Regions from separate parts of the Homo sapiens genome. Here region 1 is linked to region 2. Evidence: chromatin loops called from intact Hi-C (ENCODE). Cell type or tissue: mammary epithelial cell. All regions are shown on one strand.

Region 1 (5,000 bases), 250 kb before region 2:
CCTCATAACTTAAAGCCCAAATTTACTTAGATGGCTCCCAACCCATATCATTGGCCTTTCACTAGCCCAACCAGTGACACTTGAACAAAGTGTACGGGGTGTTAATGTATGTTAGCAAATTATTTGACACTCCTCCAATCAAAAAGTCTTATTCACCAAGTGATTTACTTCTGAAGAATAGGATGTGGCAGCAGTGAGCAAGTACAAGTTCCAAGGCTAGATTAGAAAAGGTCATTGGGATTCTGACTGATTCTCTCCCTTGGGACATGCACTTCAAGAGCCCTAGCTGCTGTGTAATACGTCTCACTACTCTGAAGCTGTCATACTGGAGAGACCACATGGAAAGACCACAAGAGAAAGAAAGAAATGCTGAGGAGCTCCAGACATTTTTGTCTCAAAGCATTTGCATCTTCCCAGACAACAGAAAACATCACTACCACACCTGTGAGTCAGCAGCCCTCAGATGGCTCCAGCCCAGCTTTCAAGCCACTGTGACAAAGCAAAGACAAGCTGACCCTCTGAGTCCTGCCCAAATTGCAACTATGTGAGAAAATGAAATATTGATATTGTTTTAAGCTACCAGTTTGGGGGATGGTTTGTTACATAGCAATAGACAAGCCTAATACAGACCTTATCCCTATCAAGAGAGAAAATCAAGCTTCACATAGAAAAGTGACTAAATCAATAGTCTCTATAATTTTTTGATCACACAATCACAATAAATGTTTGTTTACTTATTTATTGATTTAATACATGTATGACTACACTAATGTACTACGCACAGACATAAACTTTCAAAAGGAGGAGCTAAAAACAGAAATTCTGATATTTCCCCCGGTCCCAAAAGGTTTATTATGCTCACCCAACTTCAAAAACTTCTGAAGGCAGCATGCAAATTGTTTATATAATAGTTCTGAAATTCCAGGTGATTTGACAAACTACTAGTTAGGAACAGATTACAAGTGCCAAATTTGAAGGAAACATGTGGATTTTACGTAGTCTTTAAAAAAAAATCACTTTAGCAAACAACAGAGACATTTAGAATGGAAGGAGCACTTGGAAGTTTTAGCTAACAACTCAACTCCAATATCAGCTATGCCAGTAGTTTGTTACAGAAGTTAAGAGACAGCAGTTCATGAAGTGTTACTCTTTTGATTTAGTTCGATTGGTTTCCAGGAAAACTCTGTTATAAGATATACTGCAGTCACTCATGTTCAATGGTGTTTCCTGGAAGTAGACAATCTGGCATAGTGGCCAAGATCACCACCTTGCCAGGAGTGTGGCTTGGTGGTTAAATCTTCTGAAGTAAGCCCACTGCTCTCCCACTGTGCCAAACAGGCTGGGTATCCTTGGGCAACTACTTAACTCTTTAAGCATCAATCTCTACTTCTGCAAGTGGTGATGACAATGGCATCTAACTCTTAAGGTAATGAGGATTTAATCAAGTATCTAAAGCTCTTAGCACTGTTCCTGAATTGGAATGAGTGCTCAATACATGTTAGCTGTTAATTGTTGTTATTATTGTTATTATCAAAAGATAAATAATTAAATTTATAATTTAAGGAATTAGTAAATTGTGTGTGTGCCTGTCTGTCTTTCCTGAAAGAAAATGGCATTCTTTCAGTCAGGATTAAGGCAGAAAACGAGCCCATTCCCAATCTTTTGCTCATCCAGTCCTAGTCCCCTACTCCTCCACCCTAGGCCACCCTCAAACTATTTATAAGTGGGGCAACTGAAGTGTGGAAAACGGAAATAACTCACCACAAGTAACAAAGCTTATTTATGACAAAAGTTGTACCAAAACTAGTGAACTAGATGCGTAACAGAAATATCAGTGTACTTTGGAATAAGATGTAGTTCCAATATGTGGTTCAGTAGCATTATAATTCCAGGTAACATCTGTTTCCTCTTCTGTAAAATTGGGAGTCATAATATACATATTGGCTCTTGTGTAGTGAAAATAAAAATATGTATAAAATGATTTTTGTTACACAAATGTAAGGTAGTAACATTATTAGAGGCCATATTTCCTAAGCTAGGTCTAATATGTAAACCAGTATTTTTCAAACTATAGGTGTTAACACATGGGATTTGCGGAATCAGTCTGGTGAGTCACAACCAGCATTTTACCAAAATATAAATAGATTAGAATAGAGTAGAATAGAACATATTAGGAAATATCCTTTATTTTAGATGGTAAGGTTCAGAATGATTTTGTGAAAGTTTCACACAAGATAATACATGCATAATCATGTAAAAATATTTTCTCAGTAGACAAGTTTGAAAGTCATCACACCACTGGCTTTGAAACTTCTATATGCCTCAGAATCACTCACAGGGCTTGTTAGAATATGTTAGCTTGTGTACAATGTTCCACAGAGATGCTAATATATAGAAAATCGAAACTGCACAGCACCACCTCATGAGATAGACGAGTGCAAAATGGAGGTAGACATTCATACGTTTGCCACAGGTTCCTAACAGCCTTATTTCTATTTTGTTGATAAGATTTGGCCAGAAAACTTTACATATTGGGGAGTTCTTCAAATATTTACTGGAAAAAAAATGCACTGACAACTCCCAAATACTTGGCTAAATCACCAACCAAAAGGGGGCAGGAGTTGATCAAAGAGTCCCTTAAAAGCTTTCTACTCACTCTGTAGGGAGCAGTCTTGGCTAGTCATGAATAAAAACAAGCATTGGGATACTCTAATTTTCCCATCTGCAACTTGTAGTCTGTAAATAAGCTGTCAGGTATCTGTCATTAATTCATTCATTCAATGAATATTTATCAAACAGCATGTCAAGCCCTGTATTAGAAACTGGGAATACAATGGTGAGCACATTGCTCTTGCCTATGGAATTGTTTGGGCCAGTTCATTTCCAGGCCAGGTGACAACACACAACATTCATTACTCAAAGTACTGATGATTTATGATTTTAACATTTAGGACACATTACAGCTGCTAAAATAACTTTTATATCCATTATCTCATTAAATCTGTATAGCCATAATCTAAGTTGTTTAGAGGAGGTATTAGTTCATTTTATAGGCTGAGGAAACAAAAGTCCAAGGTTCACTAAGTAGTAAGTGTTGAGACTAGAATTCAAACCTGAAAGCCTGATCCCAAACACTGTCTCTTCCCACAATGCAGACTTGCTGTTTCTTACCCTTTCCATTCCTGGGCTGACGATGAATGCAGATGAGGAGCTGAGCATGAGGGTCTGTGTATCAAGATCCCACAAGCTCTACTTCTTTTTCAGTGCTTCTGCTGTCTTACTGCATTTACGGGAAACCCAAACTGCTCCAGGGATATGACTCATAAAGAGTTTTAATGCAGAAAGAGGGTGCTTACAAAATGGTTGGAAGAGCTAAAGGAGGAAAAGTCAGAGGGCCCTACTGGACTCTTGGTTTTTTTGTTTTTTTTTTTGGTTTTTTTTGAGGGACAAGGTCTCACTCTGTCATTCAGGCTAGAGTGCAATGGAACAATCATGGCTCCCCTCGTCCTTAACCTACCAGGCTCAAGTGATCCTCCTGCCTCAGCCTCCAGAGTAGCTGGGACTACAGGCATGTGCCACCACGCCCAGCTAATTTTTTAAACTTTTTTATAGATAGGGTCTCACTATGTTGCCCAAGCTGGTCTCAAACTCCTGGGCTCAAACTATCTTCCCCCTTGGGCTCCCAAAGTGCTGGGATTACAGGTATGAGCCACCACACTTGGCCAACTCTTGCTTTTAAAGTCACTCCACTACAGCTGAAATCCATAGGTGAAGAAATTACTGTTGTCGCCAGTACACACATCTACAGAAACTTGGTGGTGGTACCACAGCCACATAAAAAGGGGCTCTCTACCACATACTATGCACAAGTGCAACCTATTGGCAAAATCTGAATTGCAGCCAGAAACCTAGCAGCAAGAGAGTCTTGTAAATGTAGCTCTTTGCCTTCCAACTCCTGGGATGCAGGTTAGAATATAGAAAGGTGGAAAGAGATGTCAAGTGCCAATCAACAATATTTAACACTAATTTTTATTTTCCCAATGTATTCTGTGTGGCTCCTGTCTTTCCTCAATCTTATATGCCCTCTTTAAATCCAACTTTATCTTTTTGACATGCTGAAATAACCCCTCAATAATCTCTCCTTCACCTTCAGTGACAATATTGCATTGAAGGACATAAACTTTAGCTACTTTCTTCCTCTCTTTCTTAGTCAGAACCCCATATGTTGCCAAATCAACCCTACCTTTGGAATTAAATGAAGCATCACCCTACAGGACATAAAATTTGCATTCCTGCACAGTTACTCAAGGACCAGATGAAGCAACTAGAAATGTGAAAGAGGTAGTTCTACCCAGAGTGAATTTTGACCAGTGGGAAAAGGGAGACAGAGAGAAAGCAAGCAGGCAATTATTTCTCCTTTCTCTCCCCTGCATACTACTCCCAGGTACAGTGCTTCCTTTCAAGCCTTCTAGATAATTCCTTCCTGCTGACTGAACAAGCCTGCTGAATTATCTGATATGTTGTGTTATGGCTGTGATGCAGTAGCCAGCATGGTAGCACACTGTGTTGCAAGAGATTACATCTGTTCCTTACCTCAACATCCTGTGATGTGATTGTATCTGGAAAATAAACTATTAGAATCATAATCATTGCTTCAGGCTCGGCTTTCCAGAGGATTCAGGCTAAGTGACATAGATTTGACACTATTGGAACCTGTAAAGCAAGGGCTCTGAGCAGAGCTGTGCTTCAGAAACACTTTGTGAAAATCACAGGTATTTTTGCTTCACTCAAGTCTGACTATATAAAAATGGCTAAGGGTGGGCCTGGGCATGCATGTGTTTCTTTAAGTACAGTTTTAGAAATGCATGAACTAGTACAAGTTCAGAACTAAAATCCAGGCCCACTAACCTGATTCTCTGTGCTCCCATCCCTATGAACTATGTACCAAGTGACAAGAGAATTTTGGTGCCACTATGTACTGAGAAAGGCTTATGACATCA
Region 2 (5,000 bases):
TATTTGTGAATATACCACTCCTTCAGTTCTCACACTTTATCTTCAAAACTGTTTTTATATAGCATTGGTGGTTTAACACTAACTTGTCTAGATATAAAAGCTTTCACTCACACTTCCTGTTCTTGCTTTTAAAAACTCTTGTTTCAAAGTTGTTTTGCTTTGTATCTTGCTGTCAAGAACTCTGATTTAAACTTTATTTCTTTCTCTTGTAAATTATATTGTCTTTTTGTCTGGAACACCTGAGATTATTTTTTAATCATTAAAGTCTAAAAGTTCATTAGCACATATTTCTGAGTTGATCATTCTAAGTCACTTTTAGTCCCACATAGGTGGATTCAGGTTTTTAAATTTATAATAAAACAATAATTTTAAATAACATTTCTGTTATTCCACTGCTTTGTTTTTTTCTGATTTAAAGACTCCAATTGTATGTATGTGAGATCTTCTTTGCCTATCTTCTATAACTATCACTTGCTGATTGTTTCTTTTTCTTGTTATTTTCACTCTCTTGGCTATTTTAATTCTCTTCCTCAATTTCCCTTGTGATATTTGTCATTGATTCCTTTCTCTCTTGGTTACCCTGTAGCTTAGTTTTCATTCCTAAAATGATTTTATCCTTTTTTTTCCTATTTCTTTCTGGATTTAGCTTAATTCTCATATCCTTTCGCCCCTTTCTTCTGAATATTTGAGTTTCTATTGGGATGGGCTTCTTAACATATGAAAATAATATTATTTAATTCAGTTTTATTACTCTTCACGGATTTTTCTTAGAATTTTCATCAGTAGGAACATTTTGATTCTTATTTTCCATCTTCTTTATATAGTAACCTTTATGGTTGTTGTTTACAGTAAATATCTTGTATTTTCTGGATTAACAATAAGGAATAATTCTGTGTTGACAAATGTGAGACATTTGGTGGCTTACTAGTTTTTTAGTTCAAGAGCACCCTCTTCTGTTGATATAATAAAATGTAATTTTATTAAATGGCACCATTTTTTAAGAGAAGAATTGGTTTGACTTTATTTTATTTTATTTTATTTATTTATTTTTTTGAGATGGAGTTTTGCTCTTGTTGCCTAGGTTGGAGTGCAATGGCACAATCTTGGCTCACTGCAACCTCCACCTCCTGGGTTCAAGCGATTCTCCTGTCTCAGCCTCCTGAGTAGCTGGGATTACAGGCATGTGCCACCACGCCTGGCTAATTTTTGTATTTTTAGTATAGATGGGGTTTCTCCATATTGGCCAAGCTGGTCTCAAACTCCCAACCTCAGGTGATCCGCCTGCCTCAGCCTCCCAAACTGCTGGGATTACAGGTATGAGCCACCACGCCTGGTCAGTTTGACTTTTTATTAAGTAATCTTCTTTTGTTTATTTGGATCCTATTTTCCAATGATTTTTTTCTCTTATTTCCTTCACCACCAAGTCCTTTCAATTCCCCACAGATGGGACTCTTCCAAGATTTCCATCTTAGATCCCCTGCATTTTGAGCCACTTCCTTTTGAATTCCTGCAGCCAGCATTCTGACATACGAGATGATTTTTTTAATTCATTGTTTTATCACCGCTAAACACCCCGCCTTCCTTTTACCATGAAGTCTCCACTTGATTTCCATTTTGATGTGTGCTCCAGAGTTGTCTTTGCTGGTTAGTTTATTTCCCCTCTTTCATGTAAATGAAATTTTTGGTATCTTTTATCTCCTAGTTATGTGGTGGGCATGGGTCCATAGAGTTTTACTTGCTCTCCTTATCTGTATAGTTTTGGGAAGATGTTTGGTTTTTGGTTTAGGTAGCTATCATTTTTCTTAAGTTGTAATGTTTCACAGGGGTCTTTTCTAGAACTCCCTTTTCACTTTTCACAAATGCTGAGTGACCTCAACCACTTCTATTCCTTAAATTAAAGCTTATAGACTGATGACTAACAAACTTTATTTTGTTGCTGGGCTCCACAGCTTTTGCTAATAACAAACAAGGTATCTCAATAGGACATAGCACAGTTGCCCCCACTTCACATAAACAAAACTAAATTATGTTTTATTCTTCACCCTCTCTCATACCTGCTCCTCCTCCTGTGTCCCTCATCTTAGTAAATGGTGTCATATCACCCTCCCCAACATACTTTGTTATGGTTGCCTAAGACAGAAAGCTTTCTATCACTCTGGCCCCAGTCACTCTCTAAGTACTAAGTATTCTACCTCCAAAATATCTCAAAACTGTCTTCCACCCTTCTCCAAATTCAACAGTTTATGGCAGCATCACCTCTTGACTGGATTACTACAACAGCCTCCAGTTGAAATTCTTGCTTTCACTTTTGCCTCTTTCATGCCACAATCCACATAATTTTGATAAACATTTCATTTAATTATGTCATTCCCCTTCCAAATGTTACACTGCCTTCTTGATACAGTCTAACTCTGTTAGAATGATCTAAGTGACTATACATAACCTGATGACTGCTTACCTCTTTAGACTTCTCTTTCATCAATCTCTGCCCTCACCTCTTCCCTTCCACTATGAAACACACAGAAACAGAAACAGAACAGTCTCCAAAAATGGCCACAACAATATTTTTAGTTCCATATGCTGTTCCAGAAGCATGCCATTCCCCCTCAAGAAGTGAAATCTAGTTTCCTTCCCCCTGAACATGATCCAGCCTTAGTGACTCACCTCTAATGAATGAAATGCCATTATAGTGATGCTGTATAGCTTACAAATAAAATCAGTACACCTTCGGCCTGGTGCACCTCCTCTCTCTCTCTCTCTCTCTTTGCACATATATGTTATGCCTGGTTCATGGTAGGTATTCCATAAATTATATTTTCTATCATTCTCATGTTTCAGATTAAGAAACTGAGACAAGTTAGAAAGTTCAATAATTTTCCTAAGGTCACATGGCTAGCAAGTGGCAACGCTGAAATTCCATCTCAAGTCTGTTTGTCTGCTGAGCCCATGTACCAGTATGGCTTGATTCTCCACTCATCCTTGTCTTATTTTATTCTTTGGCGTTTATCCATTATATTCCTTGTTCTAGCAAATCATACTTTCAGATACTTTCAGAAAGCTTAATTGAAATTTAAGGATGTAATTGAGCAAAAGAAAATCACTTAATGAGAGATTAAAAATGAAATGTTATGTTCTTATAGAATGCCTTTTGGGAAAGCAGTAAACAATATTTTCATGTTATAATATTTAAACACGGATGTGATCTAACCAAAATTCTATTATTATGTTGAGGGGGGAGATAGGGCTAAGAGGAGTGAGAGGTGTTTCAGAAGGATAAGTCTTCATTTACTATGGAGGGAAGTCAACAGATAATGTCTAAAATTGATAAGCCAAAACAGCTATATAGCCATATTATGTAGAAAAAAAAAACAAGCATAGTTGAAATGCCTGTGGATAACAGGACTTGGAGGCTAGAAAAGAGGTGGAGTAAAAGACTAATATTTCCATTACAAACTTTTAAGAAATATTTGAGTTCATAAAAATGAATGTGTATTTGATTAAAAATAATTAAAATAGATTATTTACCCATCTGGAATTTATATTGTGAGTGGGGTGAGATAGAGATCCAAACATCACAGTTTTCCAACTGCCTGTCCAGTTATTATCTAGGCCAATTTTAATTACAGTACTTTCTTTCTTCTCGCATATTTGTAATTTGAAGGAACACCAATAAATATGAAAATGTGGTGTCATACACACACTCCGTTCTTTCTTTTTTTAAGGTCAATGTCATGCTCTTAGATAATTTATGCCTGAATTTCTTCAAGTCACACATGAAATGCTCAGAGAGGTCACAAACATCAGGTGAAATATGAGAACTGGATCTTTAGAGGACTTAGGTGATAAACATGCTGAGAACATTTGCTTCACATGAATGTTGCCTGTGCCCCCAGCTGCCCTCTACTTAATGTGAATTAAAAGTCTGACACACAAATGGCCAATGAGTACATGCAAAAGTATTCTATTAGATTGGTGCAAAAGTAATTTTGTTGGTAATGGAACAAATAATAGAAACAAAAAAGTAATTTTGTTTCTATTAGTTTGATGCAAAAGTACTTTTAATGGCAAAAACCTCAATTACTTTTGCACCAACCTAATACATCATTAGTCACTGGGGGAAAATGCAAATTAAACCCACATTGAGATACTAGTATACATCCACCAAAATGAATAAAATTTTAAAATACCTATAGAGCTAAATGTTGCTAAGGATTTGGAGAAACTGCAATTCTCATAAACCGATAGTGAGAAATTTTCCACCACACTGGAAAATTTGGGAGAAGTTTTTAATGAAGTTAAATGAACATCTGCTCATATAGCCAGTAATTCCACTTTTACGTATTAAGCAAAAATAAATGAAAATATACATTGGCAAAAAGATTTGAAGCATAATGTTTAAGTCACTTCATTCACAATAACCAAAAACTGGAAATAGCCCAGGTGTCTGTTAAAATAACAAGTAAACTGTGACACATTCATACAATAAACTACTCAGCAATAAAAAGAAAAAACTACTCATAAAATCAACACAGATAAATCTCAAAAACAGTTTGATAATTGAAATAGCTGTTATGTGCTAAATTGTGTTGCCAAAAGTTCATATGTTGAAGTCCTAACCCCCAGCACTTCAGAATATGTCCATGTTTGGTGGCGGGGCCTTTAGAGGTTATTAGGAAAAATAAGGTCTCATGGATAGGCCCTAATCCAATATGCTGGTGACATTAGAAGAAGAGATTAGGACATGGACAAAATATAAACAGAGGGGTGACCATCTCTGAGGTCACAGTGAGAAGGCTGCCATCTGCAAACCAAGAAGAGAGGCCTCAGAAGACACCAAACCTGCTGACACTTTGATCTCAAACTTCCAGCCTTCAGAAAAATCAGAAAATAAATTTCTGTTGTTTAAATCACTCAATCTATGGCATTTTGTTATGGCAGCCCTAGAAAACTAATACAGAAGCCTTACACAAAAGAGTACATACTGAATTATTCCAATTATA

The links. A loop is a pair of places that touch in the nucleus more often than their neighbours do. Peaks named below come from ENCODE experiments on the same cell type or tissue, not always from the same donor. Only the 100,000 strongest peaks of a DNase experiment are listed, where the experiment ranks them.
Region 1: it touches region 2 in a loop (2.5-fold over the local background); 2 of 110 quality-filtered maps call a loop at or near these places.

Annotation. Positions count from the first base shown.
Region 1 is chr6:81,731,657-81,736,656 of GRCh38, forward strand. No RefSeq gene overlaps it. Among named protein-coding and RNA genes, the nearest start is that of TENT5A, 19 kb to the right of the region's middle. In mammary epithelial cell, a CTCF peak has its summit at 2,614 (motif pointing right); a DNase peak (open chromatin) is centred at 4,305.
Region 2 is chr6:81,979,453-81,984,452 of GRCh38, forward strand. All of the region lies in intron 3 of LINC02542 (long intergenic non-protein coding RNA 2542), which reads right to left. Among named protein-coding and RNA genes, the nearest start is that of LINC02542, 120 kb to the right of the region's middle. In mammary epithelial cell, no CTCF peak of the experiment used is centred here; a DNase peak (open chromatin) is centred at 2,639; H3K27ac peaks cover 829 bases.